Regions from separate parts of the Homo sapiens genome. Here region 2 is linked to region 1. The links are chromatin contacts, found by Hi-C or POLR2A ChIA-PET in ENCODE. All regions are on one chromosome and are shown on one strand. The core of a region is the stretch at or near the end of the contact, and the rest is flanking DNA. Distances in the headings are between cores, read along the strand shown.

Evidence for each region. Hi-C counts contacts between places; a loop is a spot of excess contacts on that map. ChIA-PET counts read pairs that join two places held with the same protein, here RNA polymerase II (POLR2A). Pooled maps may share reads with other maps.
Region 2: a pooled map shows a loop between it and region 1 (2.4-fold over the local background). The contact joins two enhancer-like sites. A Hi-C loop is called at or near these places in 1 of 50 pooled maps. POLR2A ChIA-PET finds 5 or more read pairs at or near these places in 3 of 52 experiments (BJ, K562 and activated T-cell).

The regions. Positions count from the first base shown.
Region 1 is chr2:205,983,227-205,987,678 of GRCh38, reverse strand. No RefSeq gene overlaps it. Among named protein-coding and RNA genes, the nearest start is that of INO80D-AS1, 99 kb to the left of the region's middle. Within about 2 kb of position 3,123, at least 2 of the 41 ENCODE cell types and tissues checked have a DNase peak (open chromatin) inside an H3K27ac peak, as active enhancers do.
Region 2 is chr2:206,244,549-206,249,095 of GRCh38, reverse strand. All of the region lies in intron 2 of CMKLR2-AS (CMKLR2 antisense RNA), which reads right to left. Among named protein-coding and RNA genes, the nearest start is that of ZDBF2, 28 kb to the left of the region's middle. Within about 2 kb of position 3,020, at least 3 of the 41 ENCODE cell types and tissues checked have a DNase peak (open chromatin) inside an H3K27ac peak, as active enhancers do.

The DNA.
Region 1 (4,452 bases), core at 1,874-4,373:
CTTGAACCCGGGAGGCAGAGGTTGCAGTGAGCCGAGATTGTGCCACTGCACTCCAGCTTGGGCAAGAGCAAAACTCCGTCTCAAAAAAAAAAAAAAAAAGAGAAAAATATAAATTTACCTTTGCTTTGAAACTTCAAAAAATTCTCCTACATTTTATCTTACATACTACAAAGCATCATTTAATGGAAGAAAATATATCATGGTATCCTGACTTAAAGAAGATACTTTGGGATAGAAACTACTTAAGAAAATAAAATATAGGCCAGGCGCAGTGGCTCACGCCTGTAATCCCAGCACTTTGGGAGGCCAAGGTGGGTGGATCACCTCAGGTCAGGAGTTCGAGACCACTCTAACCAATATGGTGAAACCCCATCCCTACTACATCCAAAAAATTAGCCAGGTGTGGTGGCGCATGCCTGTAATCCCAGCTACTTAGGAGGCAGAAGCAGGAGAATCGCTTGAACCCAGGAGGCAGAGGTTGGAGTGAGCCGAGATTGTGCCATTCCACTCCAGCCTGGGCAATTCTGTCTCAAGAAAAAAAGAAAGAAAAGAAAATATAGAGCTGGGTGCAGTGGTGCACACCTGTATTCGCAGCTACTCAGAGGCAGAAGCAGAAGGACCCTTTGAGCCCAGGAGTTTGAGGCCAACATGGGAAACATAGCAAGACCCCATGTCTAAAAGAAAAGAAAATATGACTATAAGTATAAAGAATTAGTAGACTCTGGTCCTTTATCAGAAGATGTGCATGTCCCACTGTAGACCCAGCTACTGGGGAGGCTGAGGCAAGAGAATCGCTTGAACCTGGGAGGCAGAGGTTGCAGTGAGCCAAGATTGCGCCACTGCACTCCAGCCTGGGTGACAGAGTGAGACTGTGTCTCAAAAATAAATAAAAAATGATAAAAAATATAAACTATTTTTCAACATAAGCTCCATCAAATTCAAGATACTTTTGCTAAACTAAAAAGTAGAGGATGGGCGCAGAGGCTCACACCTGTAATCCCAGCACTTCTGGAGGCTGAGGCAGGTGGATCACTTGAGGTCAGGAGTTTGAGACCAGCCTGGCCAACATGGTGAAACCCCATCTCTACTAAAATTACAAAAATTAGCTGGGCATGGTGGGGGGCGCCGTAATTCCAGCTACTCTGGAGGCTGAGGCATGAGAATCGCTTGAACCCAGGAGGCGGAAGCTGTACTGAGCCGACATCGCGCCACTGCACTCCAGCCTGGATGACGGAGTGAGACTCTATCTCAAAAAACACTAAATAAATAAAAAGTAGAAATCTAAGAAGCTAGACCATATGTCACCTCCACAGTACATAGAGGCCAAATATACTGTCCCACAATGCTTATTACTCTCAGTACCAATGTCTATTCTTGAAGACTAAAATCTTCCCTCCCCTTATTCCTTTAATTGCAGTCCTTTCTTTGTACTGGTCAACATTATACCTGCTCTTTCCACTGACTGTCACTCCTTAACCCATTGCAGTTTAGCTTTCACCTTGTTATTTGCCTGCAACTATTCTTTCTGAGGCCATCCATGCCCTTTGATGTCATTCTATTTAGCCTCTCTTGAACCAGTCAAGACTGATAACATTGCATTGTTTCTTTTCTCCACTTTATTCCCATATGATGCTTTTTCTGGGCTCTTTGTCAGTTCCAATTCTTCATCATCACTCCTCAGCCTTCTCTTTTGTTCTTACTCTGTACATGAGCTCCCAGTTTAGGATCCTTCTATGCCCTGGCTTAAACATTGACCTCCCTGGAGATTAACTTGAAAATTGTACCTACTGCTCTGATTACTCTCAAACTTTGGCCTCACATCTCCTGCTCCTTCCTGAGGACTCCCACCTTGATATCCAGCCATCATTCTAAATTTAGCTTGTCTAAATCCAAAGTTAACATCTTTTCCTTTTTGACCAGCTCTCACTGTGAACTTTTGCCTTTATTCACTTGCTCTTTTAATTATTCATTCTTTGAACAAATATGAAGACTCCCAACTCACACCAGTATCCGTAGTCATCTTGATTTCTCCCAGTGTTGCAGGTTTTCCTCACTTGCTGACCAAACTCATGCAATCATTTCCTAACAGATAACCCTCCGGAGGTTGCAGTGAGCCGAGATCACACCACTGCACTCCAGCCTGGGAGACAGAGCAAGACCTTGTCTCAAAGAAAATAAAAATAATAAAAATAAAAATCCTTATTGCTGGAGATAATGGTTCAATGCATATAGCAGAACCTGGATAAATTGTTGCCCATTATGATGCTAGAAGACGCCAAATAATATATTTGATTTTTTTTTGAGTGAGGGAGAATAAGGAACCTTCAAATATATCTTGGTATTCAAAATTGGCAATTTTTTCTATAACTCCAATTTGTCACAGAATATGTTAGATTGTCAGCATTTCATTAATCCGTGTTCTGTCTCCCCTAAAAATTGTGTGCAGAAAAAAGTATGCACAGAATATTAATCATTAAGAACATGCATCTAGCGCCTTTTTTGTTTTATTTAATTTTTATATACAGATAGAATAGCAGTGCCAAAATTGTATTTGAATTTTGGTATCAAAAGTATAATGTGATGTCCTGCTTGTGGATATTACCTACATTTCCCTCTGAAAATGATAAGCTTGAAGCTCTGTTTACTTGTATTATTATCACTTGTTTCTCTTATCATACTCCTGTTTAATTAACAGGTTACTTGACAAAATAAATGTATTCCTGAAAAGTTGGCAGTAAATCTGATTTATATTAATTAGTCATATTTTCTTATTGACACAAATTACCAAATTAGAGATGCTTTTTTTGGAAAGTGTTTTGGTTGTGAGACTAAATTAAAACCTTGCTTTAAAATGCAATGGAATAATGAAGTATTAAAATCACATCTTCTTAAGTATCTGGATAAAACAATGCTTTAAAAAATAAATTACTAAGATTTTAGCAATTCTTGATGCCACTGAACTAGTCTGGTAAAAAAAAAAAGTGTTTTTTTAAAGGCATAATTTCAGCTTCAGAATAGTAGCATTCTCAGTAGAAGTTTCAGTTTTGCTTTGGAACAATTTCTAACTGGTGCAGTTTTGTTTTGGTAAAAGCGAAAACTTGCGTCGCAATTTAGAAGTGGGTAGTCCACTAGAAGCAGCCTTGGACCGTGAGGAAATGGTTGAGCTCAAGCTGTTTCTCCAAAGTAGAAGTGTAACCTCGGAAAATCATCTCACCTTTCTGGACCTTCGGTTCCTCATCTGTAAACTAAGAGAATTAGGCCAGATTAGTAGTTTCTTTTTTCTTTCTTTCTTTTTCTTTTTTTTTTTTTTTTTTGAGACAGTGTGTCCGTCCCTGTGTTGCCCAGGCTGGAGTGCAGTGGTAGGATCTCGGCTCACTACAACCTCCGCCTCCCGGGTTCAAGCGATTCTCCTGCCTCAGCCTCCTGAGTAGCTGGGATTACAGGCACGCATCGCCAGGCCCGGCTAATTTTTTTGTATTTTTAGTAGAGACGGAGTTTTGCCATGTTGGCCAGGCTGGTCTCGAACTCCTGACCTCAAGTGATCCACCCACCTCGGCCTTCCAAAGTGCTGGGATCATAGGCGTTAGCCACTGTGCCCGGCCCATGTGGTTTTTTTGCTGTTAAAGGAAATGATATATACAGTGGTCTATTTCCAAGACAAAGTGCCTTGAATCAGCTTAGGTCAGCAAACTACAGAAGAAACAGCATATACTAGGCCTCTGCTTGGATAGCCAACACCTGCTTGTCGGCCTCCCCCCTCCCCCTCCAACCCCCTTAGTTGCCTTTACCCGAACCAAAGTTTAGTCTAAGATGAAAGTTTACTAGTCTGCAAGATAGCTCGCTTTGTCTATTCTTATCAGCCTGCCCAGCTACTTAGGTCCTAAGTCAAATACCCGAAGAGCCCCTGAGCTAACTAGGATTGCAATGCATTGTGGGCTGCAAAAAAAAAAATGCAGCAAGACAACCCTAAAGAAACCATCTAAATCCCCTACCCAACAATCATAGGCGATGTCTGGGAAGATTGTGACCCCATCGTCCTCAGCCTATGAGGAACTGGGGAAGGGACCTGCGCACTAGGGGACAAATTGCTTGTTGAAACTGTGCTGGGTGTTCCCATTCATCAGACACCCAATCTTGCAAGACCATCATTAAAAGTCTCACTTTCACGGTTCTCCCGGTCTCTTGAGTCCATTCTTTGGGTGTGGACAGGTGAGTTTTTTTCTCACAATGTCAAGTAGCATTTCCAGATCCCTGTGTTAGGAATGGTCTAAAGTGTCCTGTTATGCTGTGTCCAATGGGCTTTCACTAGCCCTTTGCCCATGGTAGATTCCCGTCTTAATGAACCAATACTGCCCATGTGACCTCTTTCCCTTGTGGGGACTCAGCTTGCTAATCAGAGCCCTTTTGACTATTTTTACGGACGTCTGCATGTCACTCTTCCCTCTCTTTCAT
Region 2 (4,547 bases), core at 1,771-4,270, 260 kb before region 1:
ACGTTTCGAGGCTGAGGCAGGCAGATTACTTGAGGTCAGGTGTTCGAGACCAGCCTGGCCAACATGGCAAAACCCCGTCTCTACTACAAATACAAACATTAGCCAGGCATGATGGCACACATCTATAATCCCAGCTACTTGGGAGGTTGATGCACAATAACTGCTTGAACCAGGGAGGCAGAGTTTGCAGGGAGCCCGGATTGTACCACTGCACTCCAACCTGAGCCACAGAGCAAGGCTCTGTCTCAAAAAAAAAAAAAAAAAAAAAAAAAAAGTTTGTTTGTGCCATCATATACACAGTCTCTGGCATATAGTAATCTATTACTATAATTTCCTTTTCTAGCTCCAGTCCCCTCCAATTCCCTATCTTCCCTCTATTTCTAGTGTCCTTCTAGTTTCTATTTTCTTATTCTCAGCCCAACATAGATACTCCAAATATAATACACTGATCACAGGCACGAGAAAAATTTTTTAGCACAATCAGTTCTCATTTCTTTATCTGTGATCTGGGGAAGAAACCCATGAGTAAATCATTCTAGGTTTGCTGTACAAAGGACACAAGATAATGCATGTAAGTGCCTAGCATAGTGTCGGGCTCATAGGAAAAGCTATGCAATAGTAAAAGTGCACAATATCATTGTAATAACCTTACATGATTAATCCTTTTATTAGAATGTATTATGAAATATTTCAAACAACTAACATGACTTTGTTGAAACTTAGCAATTTCTTTTTCTTTTTCTTTCTTTCTTTTTTTTTTCTCTTTTTTTTTTTTTTTTTTTTTGAGACAGAGTTTCGCTCTTGTTGCCCAGGCCGGAGTGCAATGGCACCATCTCGGCTCACCGCAACTTCCACCTCCCAGGTTCAAGCAATTCTCCTGCCTCAGCCTCCTGAGTAGCTGGGGTTACAGACATGCGCCACCACTCCCAGCTAATTTTGTATTTTTAGTAGAGACGGGGTTTCTCCATGTTGGTCAGGCTGGTCTCAAACTCCCAACCTCAGGTGATCCGCCCGCCTCGCCCTCCCAAAGTGCTGCGATTACAGGCGTGAGCCACCGTGCCCGGCGAAACTTAGCAATTTCTTGGGCTTCTAGTAATTTAGTGATCAATGGCTCCAATCAGAGAGTTCATTTGATGATATTATTTTAGATTTATGTTGAGAGTACCGTGAGCAACAAAATAATGGTTTCTTGCTGTAACAGTAAAGCTACACTGTGCTCATATTCCTTCCTTGACAAGTGGGACGTGCTGATCCTGTGATAATTTTCTATTAAAGGAGTTAATTTATTTTGCAGCAAATAATTTGTGGAGATGAGTTCATTTCCTGTGATGAATATCAGTACAACATAACCAGGTTACTTTCTATGATCTCACTGAGCTGCTATAATCCAACTGGCTAAAGAACTCATCAACTGTATACCTCAGCAAGAAAGAAACCCAGCTTTTCCAACGAAATTCTGTTGGGACACTCTCTTAAGTTTGATGAATACGTTATTTACTGATTGCTTGAGAAAAACATAAAAAGGAAGAGATGTGCATGCTGTAGGAAATTACTGAAGAGCAACCCAATCAATATGAGCAGATTCCACTTGCAATACCTAGAAGACAGCCTCTTTTAAAAAATCAACCTTTATTTATTTAAGGCTGAAACAAATGAGTGTGAATATTCCTGTGAATGAACTCTCTGATTGGAGCCATTGATCACTAAATTACTAGAAGCCCAAGAAATTGCTAAATATTTGAATAAAAAGGTAAAATGGCTGAATACTTGCTACAATCATTTTTTTCTCTCTGTTTTTAATACATTTCTGAGGAAATCTCAAAATGCCACTTATATACAATGTTTGGGATATTATAATCCCTCCTACAAGATAAGCTGTTTTCAGTGTGTGCCGAAATTCAGCCCTTCCCATCCAACCTCCAAAAATCCAAAAGGAAGACCACGGAGAAACACTGTATTTATATATGAAGTATCATTCCAGAGCAAGGAGCCCCTCCCAGACAAGAAAGGAAGAACCATTTCATTTTACTATCTTCTAAAATTTTCCCAGCTTCTTTAGTGCATATAAAGAACCATAAATAAGTATGCATGTATATGTGTGTTAATAATGATAAAATCATTCCAGAGGTAGATGATTTTACTTTGTATAATGTTAAAGAAATGAAAGTCTCATTGGGGCAGAATGACAGATAGAAAGGCCATGTTTAATGTTATCAATATAGTTGGGTGATAGAATAAATAATTTATATCAACATGACATTTTCCATATGGTAACCAAAAATTTATTTGACTAAGCTTTTATCTCCTGAACTTGCTGGCGGCTTTGGAATTAAAGAGAAAATCAGCCGGGCACGGTGGCTCACTCCTGTAATCCCAGCACTTTGGGAGGCCAAGGGTGGGGGTGTGGATCACAAGGTCAGGAGTTCAAGACCAGCCTGGCCAAGATGGTGAAACCCTGTCTCTACTAAAAAATACAAAAATTAGCTGGGCGTGGTGGTGGGCGCCTGTAATCCCAGCTACTTGGGAGGCTGAGGCAGGAGAATGGCTTGAACCCGGGAGGCGGAGGTTGTACTGAGCCGAGATTGCACCATTGAGCTTTAGCCTGGGCAACAGAGCAAGACTCTGTCTCAAAAAAAAAAAAAAAAAAAAAAAGAGAGAGAAAATCGCCAGCTCTTCTAAAGGGTAAGTGGTATTTTTAGATGTTACTTCCCTAAATGAACTCTTCCCTGCCTCTACAAACCTATGCCCCAGCCTAAATCAGGGCCCCTGCTCTAAACTTCTCACTTAGAGCAACTATTATTATGTATGGGGAGGCTTATTTCATGAATGTCTGTCTCTGCCACCAGCCTGTGGTTTTGCTTACCTTCATACTCCCAGAGCCTAGCACAGTGCCTGGCAAACAGTAAGGCTCAATAGTATTTATTGAAGGAAAGACTATTCAGTAAGTTTGGATAAAGGCATTCATGTGCCTGGGCATCTTGGCAATAACTACTTTGTGTGAGAACACAAACGTGAACTGGAGAAAAGAATTTAAGTCTTAATTATCATCAAATCTGTTAAATCTATTAGTTCCTGTTTCAGTTCCTCTTTTCTTTTTTTTTTTTTTTTTTTTGAGATGGAGTCTCACTCTGTCACCCAGGCTGGAGTGCAGTGGCGCGATCTCGGCTCACTGCAAGCTCTGCCTCCTGGGTTCATGCCATTCTCCTGTCTCAGCCTCCCGAGTAGCTGGGAGTACAGGCACCTGCCAACTGCCCGCCACCACGCCTGGCTAATTTTTTTGTATTTTTAGTAGAGACGGGGTTTCACTGTGTTAGCCAGGATGGTCTCGATCCCCTGATCTCATGATTCACCTGCCTCGGCCTCCCAAAATGCTGGGATTACAGGCCTGAGCCGGATTACAGGCCTGAGCCACAGCGCCCAGCCCTTTTTTTTTTTTTTTTTTTTTTTAATCAAAAGCGTTAAAAGAATGTTGAGTACCTAGAAAAGCCAGCCCCACTCCTGAGAGGTATGTTCAATCTGTTCAGTCACTTCCTTAGACCAGCACTTTTGATTGATAACAGGTCTCATTTCCAGGGAAAGATGATGAGATTTTTCTCTAAACTACTACGAGGAGTTCACTATAGTTCACTAGAAACCATTGTCACTGTCATGTGTTGCTTATCATTAAAACCAGTTGACCTAACTCCACTCAAAGGAAGCAAGTACCAACCACATCTAATTATGTAAATAGCACTTAACACATACAGTAATACTCAGCATTTCCTGAGTACTTGTTAAGTACAGTACAATGCTAAGCAACTTCATGTGCATTGTCACATTTAACTCTCACAAGAATCCTGGGAGGTACTGTTATTATTTCCACAAGGCTAAAAGAGCTTTGGCCCTTAGCAAAAGTGGTGAAGACCAGACTAAACATCTGGGTTTGTCTGACCTCAGGGCCTTCCTTCTTAACCCCTGTACACACAGTCTCTCTGCGTAATCATCTTTTAAGGTGTTCATCTCCCTTACTAAACTGAGAAAGTCAAGGGCAAGACATATATTTTACTCATCCTTGTATCTCAGCTAGGAGCAGAGTGCTGGAAACATAATAGGTGCTCAGTGAATGTCTAGTGAATGAGGAAGGAAGTGCTTTCTCAATCATCAAAATGATGCTATGTTTAGTAGGGTTTTAATGTTAAATATACTGAACTATACTATGTATAGAAATAAAATATGAAATAAGACAAATTGTATGTAATAAGTCAAATATTACATATATAAATATATATAGCTCTTCTTGAGTTATTTTTTTATTTTTTTGAGACAGGGTCTCACTCTGTCGTCCAGGCTGAGTGTAGTGGCATGATCACAGCTCACTGTAGCCTCAACCTCCTGGGCTCAAGTGATCCTCCCACTTTAGCCTCCCAAGTAGCTAGGACTACAGGCACACACCACCATACCTGGATAGGTTCTGATTTTTTGGAGAGACGAGGTCTCGCTATATTGTCAAGGCTAGTCTTGAACTTCTGGATGTGAGCAATCCTCCTGCCTTGGCCTCACAAAGTGCT